Linked DNA regions of Mus musculus: region 2 is linked to region 1. Evidence: chromatin loops called from intact Hi-C (ENCODE). Cell type or tissue: left cerebral cortex. All regions are shown on one strand. Each heading gives the region's core, and the rest is flanking DNA. Links, peaks and the distances in the headings are about the cores only.

Evidence for each region. Hi-C counts contacts between places; a loop is a spot of excess contacts. Peaks named below come from ENCODE experiments on the same cell type or tissue, not always from the same donor. Only the 100,000 strongest peaks of a DNase experiment are listed, where the experiment ranks them.
Region 2: a loop joins it to region 1, with 1.8 times the contacts of the local background. A loop is called at or near these places in 2 of 42 quality-filtered maps.

What each region holds. Positions count from the first base shown.
Region 1 is chr19:52,765,716-52,770,663 of GRCm38, forward strand. No RefSeq gene overlaps it. Among named protein-coding and RNA genes, the nearest start is that of AA387883, 150 kb to the right of the region's middle. In left cerebral cortex, for the core only: no CTCF peak of the experiment used is centred there; DNase peaks (open chromatin) are centred at 2,619, 3,349 and 4,193; H3K27ac peaks cover 1,180 bases.
Region 2 is chr19:52,808,694-52,813,641 of GRCm38, forward strand. No RefSeq gene overlaps it. Among named protein-coding and RNA genes, the nearest start is that of AA387883, 110 kb to the right of the region's middle. In left cerebral cortex, for the core only: no CTCF peak of the experiment used is centred there; DNase peaks (open chromatin) are centred at 2,028, 2,651, 3,541 and 4,052; H3K27ac peaks cover 708 bases.

The sequences.
Region 1 (4,948 bases), core at 530-4,529:
ATGTATATTCAGAATGTGCAGTGCTTAGGTGATAGGTAGATGATATCAATTGATAAATGATAGATAGATAGATAGATAGATAGATAGATAGATAGATAGATAGACATAATAGTAATAGATTTATAGATATGATAGATCAATTACTGATAGATGATATATAGATGATAAATAGATGATTGATTGAAATGATTGACACAATCAAGCTAATTAATATATCCATGACCTGACTTGAATTTTGTGATAATAACCTTCAAAATCTATTCTATTTTTATTTTTTCCTTTTATTTATTGAAAATAGATTCTTCTCTTGTCTAATGCATCCCAACCACAATGTTCCTTCCACACCTCTTAGCCTCTCACTGTCCCTCCTCCCACACCTCTTAGCCTCCCACTGTCCCTCCTTCCCAGATCTGCCCCCCTCTGTTTTCTCTTCAGAAAAGAGCAGTTTTCCAAGAGACAACAGCCAGACAGGAAAATCCAAGATACAATAAGACAATGAGGAAGCTTTCATATTAAGGCTGGACAAGGCAACCCAGTAGGAGGAAAGGAGTCTTGACATCAAACAAAAGAACCAAAGATAGAGACATACCCATTCTTAAGAGTCTCACAAAAACACCAACCCAACAGTCATTACATGCAAATGCAATATGATTCACCTGATGTAATTGTCATACTGCTGAATGTTATCCTTTCTAGCTCTTTCTGAACTCTGGCTGGCTGGTTCAACTCAGCTGTTCTGGCTCAAAACTCCCCTCCAAGCTGACTGATTCCAAATGGCTTCTCTCAGCTTCTCACTGAATTGCTCTGATTGGAAAAAAACTGCCTCTGAATTCCAGGAACTGAACTGCACTGGCTACACTGACTACAAGAACTACACTGCATTGCCTAAATCCAGCTGCACTGCACTGCATTGCCTGACCCCAACCCTCCACACCTGACTCACTCTCTCTCCCTTCACCGCTCTTAAATAGCATCTTTTCTGGGCTGTTTGTTCTCATGAAAGATGTGCGCATCCTATGTCTGACTCATTCGGTCAAATCTTTCTCTGATTCAACACAGTGTCAGTCCCCTATTAGAAGTCACTTTCAAACATGGTGGTGTATGCCTGTAATCCATGGAAAGTGAAGACAGGAGAATCAGAAATTTAAAGTCATTCTTAGGAGCTCAAGGCTAGCCTTGGCTACATGAGATCCTATCTCAAAAGAAAAAAAATTATATAAGCAAATAGGACTTTAGCAATAAACACATTTGGAATACTGGATAGCACACAGGAAATAAATCCGTGACTAGAACTGACAAGGTGACAGGTGAAATAAGCTATCTATTACTGTGTTGTATGTAGACTGCCCTGAAGGCTCCGAGGTTCACTGGGCAGAAGCAAATTCTCATTATTTTGAATTTGTATCTTAAAACAAAAATGGAAATGTTTCTATAACACATGCAGGGAAAAAAATTGCAATTATCCCCATAAATTTGTTCCATTTTCATCTGAGTGTATTTCAAAAAGGTAATCACCACAAATTTCTCCAAGAAAAGCAAACATGATCTATTCATTAAGCAAAACACGTGTCAAAAATAATACTTCCCTTTTAACTAGTTTTTCCTATGCTTCCTTTACAAAATTATTATAGAAAGAGATCCTCTCTCTAATCCTAGATTTTAAAAGCTAAAAGAAATTCCATATGGAAAATGCTTAAGCTAAATTTAACAAGATATTTTGCTTTATTAACACTGATTTTTTTTTTCAGTACTAAGGATTGAGCCCATGGCATCGTGCATGCCAGGCAAGTGCATTGCCATTGAGCTGTATCCTCTTTATTAGTCCTGATTGTTTTTATTCCAGACAGAATATTTTATAGGTAGTTTACATAAATAAAACCAGCACGAAAAATACACAATACAAAATCAGATTGAGACTAGTTCTCAGGCAAGGTACTGCTGGTGCCCAACCTGGGAAATAACAGAAGAAAATATTCAGCTCATATTTGATACATCATGATTTTATTTTCTTCAAATTTGTTCCAATTTATGAAAGAGAAGGAAGAAATCAACACCTGACTCCTCTACCCAGAAGTCTCAATAAAAAGGAAATTATCTCACCTCAAAATATATTTTCTTACAATAGACAGTTTATAATCCAAGTAAATAATTTAGTTCCATCTTAGGACCATTTTAGTGAAATATGTGGAAATGATACTACATAACTCACATTCTTTCTTCTGACTTACAATTCTCCCTTGGCTGGAGTTCCTGCTGGACAAGTCAGAGTTCATTCCGGAAGCAGTATTGGGTTCTGTCTGCCCCATGCTTACAACAGTGATGCACTAATAACCTACACACTCAGGTGACAAGGATGCTAGGCCTTGGGAGGCAGTAAGTGGAGTCCCGGTCCTCAAGAGCTTGCAGCCTGGCCAAGGGAAAATGAACCATGCTTCTAAAAAAAAGTCAAAGCAGAGGCTGGTTGTCCCCTGGGGTCCACAGGAAGTCCCTCTTAGCTCTCACACAGATCGGCCCTGCATTCTCTGCTCTTGCTGTGTGCTTTCCCAATCCTCAGACCTTATTTTAGCTTAGATTTTCGGCAGACTTCCGGATAATTTCTGAGGCAAGTTTGCTGCAATGAGTGTAGGTGTAAGCAGAGCTCACAGCCACAAAGAAAACAGTTGTGTTCTGTGAGACCTGGATATAAAAGCAGGGAACGGAACAGCCACAACGGGGCTTCTATCTGACTGCAACACTACTGACATTTGGGGATATGGATACCAGAGAGTTATTTGCTGAAGTAAGAGAGGGGGAGAGCTGCCCTGTGCATTCTAGATTAAGCAGAATCTCTAACCTTTATTCATGAACTGCCCAGAACTGTGACAACCAAAACTAGATCCAGACATTGCCAAATGTCCCCAAATGAAGGAAGGGAGAAACTGAGAAACTATGTCTAAATGAGACTCACCGCACTAGGATAAGGAATTGCACTTCAAAAAAAAATGAGGAATTACATACACATGTTAGTGTGTGTGTGTGTATGTGTGTGTGTGTGTGTGTGTGTGTGTGTGTGTGTGTGTGTGTGTTCATAGAAATTCATATAGATATCATAGACAGGATAAGAACAAAGCAATAAATGGTTTGAAGAAATTTTGGCTGCACAAAGCAGTTGGAACTAATGCTAGCAACTGCATCTCTCCTTGGAATGAGTAGCTATAATAGTGTATGAAAGACTGTGTAGAAGACATCCCATCACATTCCTCATTAAATCAGATCCTGATGCACACAAGGGGTAAGCGGTGACTGACAGTCTCTACAGAGACCAGGATGATGGGCTGGAGACAGAAGCCTGATATTTGAACACCAAAGCTGCTCTTAACTTAAGGAGTCTCCTCATTCCCCTGCTTCACACAGGATTCTCCTTCCTTTATTGATTGTAGGACTACAGCCTGCCTGCATCCGTGAAACTTGCCAAGAAACTGACACTTCTCAGTTTTGTTTGCAGAGCCAGCATCGCACTGGCAACATGCAGGAAAACAAGCAGCTGAGCGTGTGTTATCAGCCTCTCAGTTGAATCAGGCAGAAACTGAGAAAAACATATGCAAGCATTTTTGAAAGAAAGAAAAGCAATAGCCACCCTGGTCTCATACACTTCTATAAATATTAAGCTCAGCTATCAGGATATTGGAAACATTTCTGGCTACAAGTAACTAAAAACTAAATACTTCAAATTAACTGTGTTTAAACGGAACATTTTCTCACATTAAAAGCAGCTAAGCTGGGACTGAAAAGATGCTCTTGCACAGGACCAAAGTTCGGTTCCCAGCATTCACATAGTGGCTCTAAGTCGTCTTTAACTCCATATAGATAGAGGTAAGTCACTTCCAGAGAATCTGACACTGTCTGGCCTCCAGCAGAGCCAACCATGTGCACAGTGCACTTAGACACAGGCAGGAAAACACTCAGAAACCTAAAATAAAAACAAATAAATCTTCTTAAAGCTACTCAGTTGCCAATCATCCAGGAGTGACTTGCCAGTGGTGTCATCAGAGATCCATGAACGATGATGTCTTCGTCATTCCTTCTGCTACCGTTAGTCTATGGACTTTTGTCCTCATCATTATTGCTTCGGGGTCCACTGAAGACTGTCAAGTCACCAGCATCATCTCTGCATCCCAGGAGGAATGAAAGGAGGAAGGGAATAAATGGAAACAGCCCACCTCCACTTACGCCTCGCTGGCTAAAAGTGGGTCACACAGCCCCCTTTGCTATAAAGAGTCTTGTACAAAAGATTGCAGCTTTTTATCCAAGGAGCTAAAGAGGTCTGCAACCCTGTAGGTGCAACAACATTATGAACTAACCACTACCCCGGAGCTCTTGACTCTAGCTGCATATGTATCAAAAGATGGCCTAGTCGACCATCACTGGAAAGAGAGGCCCATTGGACATGCAAACTTTATATGCCCCAGTACAGTAATATAAGGTCTCCATGGTTAGCAAATGGAGATCAGCTCACCCCACCTACAAGACCTACTGAAAGGAGGTTTTATATGTTTTCAGAAATTCCTCTCTACTGTTTTTAATTTCAATCACTGGAGAAACTTTTACTAATAAGGTCAAATTCTCTGAAAATGGTGATTAATTGCCCAAGATCTTCTCACCTCTGCCCCCAGCAGCTCCGTGTACTAACAGACGATACCGAGCCTCCTGTTGTCTGTTTAATTGACATTACTCCAGTTTTAATTGCTTCTCTGGCAGTCTTCCACGTAGCGTTATATTTCTCAGAGGGACCCATATAGAGAATCAAATCTTACCATGTGGCCAGCCCAAAGTTCTGAGCATGTGTGACATCTGTCCTTACTGGTCCTGTCGAGTCAGAATCTAGACCTTGACTTTCCCAGAGTTCCCACCTCGCTCTCTTCACCCAACTCAATTTTCCATTCCATGCTACAAACTAGACACAAAGGTT
Region 2 (4,948 bases), core at 316-4,315, 43 kb after region 1:
ACTCTTACCAATGAACATGTCATCCAGACAGAAATTAAACAGCGAAATAATGGAATTAGCAGACATTATGACTGAAATGGTTCTAGCAGATATCTACAGAACATTTCACCAAAACCACAAAAGAATATACCATCTTCTCAGTTCCTCACAGAACATTCTCCATAATTGGCCATATACTAAGTCACTAATCATATCTCAACAGATTCAAGATAATTGAAATAATCCCCTATATCTTATCAGACAAGCATGGGTTAAAGCTGGACTTTAACAACAGAAAGTCTACAAACTCGTGAAAAACCAAACAACTCTGTACTGAACAACCACTGGGTCAGGGAAGAAATAAAGGAACAAATTAAAGGCATCCTAGAACTCAATGAGAGTGAATGCACAGCATATAGCCAAACTCGTAGGACACAATGAATGCAGTGCTAAGAAGAAAGTTCATAGCACTAAGTGCCTTCATAAAGAAATTAGTGAGATCGGTACTGGTGAGTTAACGTCATACCTGAAAGCTCTAGAACAAAAAGAAGTAAACACCCCCAAGAGGAATAGACTGCAAGAAATTATCAAACTCAGGGCTGAAGTCAATAAAATGGAAACAAAGAGAAAAGTACAAAGAATCATTTAAAGAAAGAGCTGATTCCTTGAGAAAAACAATAACATAGACAAACCCTTAGCCAGACTAACTAAAAGGCAGAGAGAGAATATCTAGAGTAGCAAAATCAGAAGCAGAAACGGGGGCATAACAACCAGCACCAAGGAAATCCAAAGAATCATTAACTCTTACTTCACAAAATTGGGAAATCTAAAAGAAATGGACAATGATCTGGAAAGATACCACCTAACAAAGTTAAATAAAGGTCAGATAAGCCATTCAAATAAACCTATAACCTATAAGAAAAATAGAAGCAGTCATTAAAAGACCCTCCCCCCGAAATGAGCCCAGGACCAGATGGTCTTAGCACAGAATTATAGCAGACTTTCATAGAAGAGCTAATACCAATACTTCTTAAAGTACTCTACAAAGTAGAAACAGAAGGACCATGGCTAAATTCATTTTATGAGGCCACACTCATTCTGATACCCAAACCACACAAAGACTTGGCACCAACTTCCCTCATAAACACTGATGTAAAATTATTCAATGAAATAGTCACAAACCAAATCCAAGAACACACACACAAAAGAAATCATCCGCCAAGTAGGCTTCATCCAAGAGAAGCAAGAATGGTTCAACATATGAATATCTGCCAAAAAGAAATAGAAATGGCTAATAAGCACTTAACAGTAAATCAATCAGAGCTATTAGGAAACGCAGCTTCGGACAAAGATTGAATTTCACTGTTTAAGTGTTTTTCTCACTACAGTCAGAATGGCTGCCATCAAGAGTACTAACAATGAATCCTGCCTAGGTGTGTGGAAATGGAAGCCTCTATATACTGCTAGTTGCAATGGAAAGTAGTGGAGCATCTTTGGAAGTCAGTCTGAAGGTTTCTTTAAAAATGGAGGCAGTCTAGATGCCAACAACAGATGAAAGAATATTCTAGATGAAGTAAACTTTTAAATGAAAGAGTAATAAAGATGTTTTACATATACAATAGAATACATCTGGGTGTGGTTTGAATAAAAATGGCCCCCATAGGCCCACAGGGTGTGGCACAATCTAGAGATGTGTCTTGTTGAAGAAGGTGTGCTCTTGTTGGAGGAAGTGTGTCACTGAGGGCATGGCTTTGAGGTCTCAGAAGCATAAACTGAGCCTAGTGCCTCAGTGTCTCTTCCTGTTGCTTGTGAATCAAGATAAAGAACTCTCAGCTCCTTATCCAGCTCCACATCTGCCTGGATGTCTCCATGTTTCCCACCATGATAATGAACTAAACCTCTGAAACTGTAAGCCAGGCCCAAGTAATTTTTTTTTCTTTGTAAGAGTTGCTATGCTACACTATAGCCAGAGGCCTCAAAACAGACCAATGACTCATTACAAAGCACATTTGCAAGTAAAAATGTATGGACAGAAGGGCATACTGTGTGGCACGCTATGACAAACTACAGCTTCCACAAGATGTTTTTTATTCTATATTATTTTACTGGGGAGGGAGGTTGCAAGGGCGGAGTGTGGATATAAAAGGACAGGGAGATGAGTAGGATTGGGTTGCATGATGAAAATTCACAAAGAATCAATAAAAAGATTGTTTTTAAAGAAGAATTACTATGGTCATGATATCTTTTCACAGCAATAAAACCCTAACTAAGACAACTCAGCTGTAAAGAAAAAATGAAATTTTCAGGGAAATGGATAGAAAAATTACTGTGGGTGAGGTATCCCAGGCCTAACAGGACACATGCTACATCTTCTTTCTCATATGAGCACCCTACCGTCAATTCCTTAATAGGGTCTGTCTAACTTGGAGTACCAGTACAATCCAGAAAACAGGGAGAGAGATGGGGATCCTTAAGGGAAGGAGAAGAAAGTAAAAGGGGGATCATTGGGGTGGGAAGGTTTAGTCAGAGAGCAAGGCAGAGGGATTGGGGATAAGAGGATTTGGGATAGGGGGCGATTAAATGGGATTAAGGGAGTACAATTAAGCTATTTGGAAAACAAGATACACCTACTTGTGCAGTGTCGCTTGACTATGATGATGGTAGCCAGCTGCCCTCCAAATGGAATAAGACCCATTCCAGGGGTGTGGATTCGGAGCAATTCCTAGGGCTAACAATCCAAGTTTAGGGAGGTAGTAGGCCCACTCATGGGGCATATCTCTGATGATAAACTAAATTTGAATAACAGCACATTCCCTTCTAAATCCCTATGTTATGCCAATAGACATAAGCAACTCCTAGCTTTAACCAGAGAAACCTCTGCTTTACGGTGAAAAGTGGTGAATGCAGAGGCTTGTTACTTTCTAAGAGGAGAAAATAAAGGACTGTTGTGGACCCAGGCCTAAACACATAATTCAATGTACAATCATGATATTGGAGTTCATACGTAAATTTTGGGAAATTGCTAAAACTTCTGATAATAACGAGTCATTAGAAAAGAAATAAATTGGACCTTGGAGACTACTTAATCCAAGAGAAGGCAGAGAAAAGAAAAAAGTGACCTAAATAGAGAACAGGGGGGCACTGTACTGAGTATCACCTCATCTATGAATGGTGATCAATGGTATTGTATCCACTAGAAGAAAATCTGCATTTTGTCGTTTCGACCAGCAATTCCATCAAGACACTAAGATAACAAGCGTAGTAAAGAGAGGAAATGCCAAGCTGGAAAGGAAAGGTCGGGTCATTGGCTATGCCTAACGTGGCCACTTTCCATTTACATCTGCCACAGAACATGAAGTCTCAAAAGATCAACCTGCCTCCTAGAGTCCTATGACATCATTCCAACTACAAGTCATGTGTCAACTCTGCTGGGGGTGAACATGATTTTTCTCGTGTAGAAACAGCAGTACATGGTAGAATATAGGAAGAAACACAGTTTTCAAGCAAATGTCGAGCTTGTAGCAGCAGTGACAAGACTTCCTTTTTTGGAGCTAGTTCACATCCTCTCACTGTCAGGGACACCCACGGCTGGTGTCTGGTCCTCTCGTCTCTCCTGCTTCTTCATCTCCATGAGGTCGTCTGTAAGCAAACCCATCATTCTGTCTTTGTTCCTGTACTTCCCCACTTTTCTCCCCTCAGAAAGAAATTTGAACTGAAGTGAGACAACGTCTCTGAGATAATTATCTTTTAAAAGGAACATAATGCATTTTTTATGGATCTACCAACTGACTCATGCTCTATTCCCCAACCTGCTCTTGCAGTGACTCACCTGCCTCAATATCTTACAGAGAGGCAAACCTTGTTCTTTAGCTTCCCTCTGACAGCCATAACTTACAGTAATAAAGGTTAATGCATTGGGTGGAAGGGAAGTAAATTTAAGGTAGTAAGGAGAATGAGCCTTTATCATTTATGGCAGATCTTAAGCTCTGTGGAGGCAGTGGCTAAAGAGAAGCTTCAGAAATAAAGAAACACAAATAAAATTCCCAGGATAAGATCTTTGTTGTGAGGACACTGGAATGAGCCCAGAATAGCCTCGTGGGCCTTGTTCAAGAGCCTTATAGATAGATGCAGGAGGATTGTGAGGACAGTGTTAGAGTGCCTGTCTATGAACCGTGCTGCCCTCGGGTATGCACACCATTACAAAAAGCTTGAGAGAGTAGCATCATGGACTATGTAGATTACTTTCCTGTCCTTTGATAAAGCACAATGACCAAGGCAAAGCCAAAGAAGAAAGGTTTATGTGGTCTTACAGGTACAGACATGAAAATCCATCAAAGTAGGGAAATCTGACAGCAGAAGCAAGATACTGAGACCTCATAACCACTAATGCAAAAATGAAGCAGAGCAAACTAAAAGTAGTGTGGAGTTTTTACATTCTCAAAGACCACCTCCAGTGACATACTTCCTCCAACAAGGCCACACCACCTTAAACCTCCACAAACAGCACCTTTAACCTTGAACCAGGTCCTAGCATTTAAATCTATAGGAGACATTTTCATTCAAATGAATAAATTTCATTCATTTAAAGTTTAAATAACTTTAATATCTGCTGAAGTCTTATTTATACATTACAAAGACGTTAAGCCAGCTGCAGGGAAGACAAGCCAAGTGAAAGACTACTAAAAAAGTTTTTAAGATGAATAAAAGAGTCCTCCGCTGAACACACATAGTCTCTTCTCTTCATATATACAGGAATTTTGAGGCATGTGTTTTAGAGAAAGAGACAAATGAGGCAAAATTTCCTTTTGAACAAAGCGAATGGACGCAAGGTGGGAAGATTCTAGACAGCTGTCTTCAGTTGTCCAGCACCAGAATAAACTACTCACTTTTCCTAAAGGACGGGAGTATGCCTAGTGAAATACACACGAGATAAAGGAGAATGATGGGGAGGATGAGGAGTGGGAGGAAG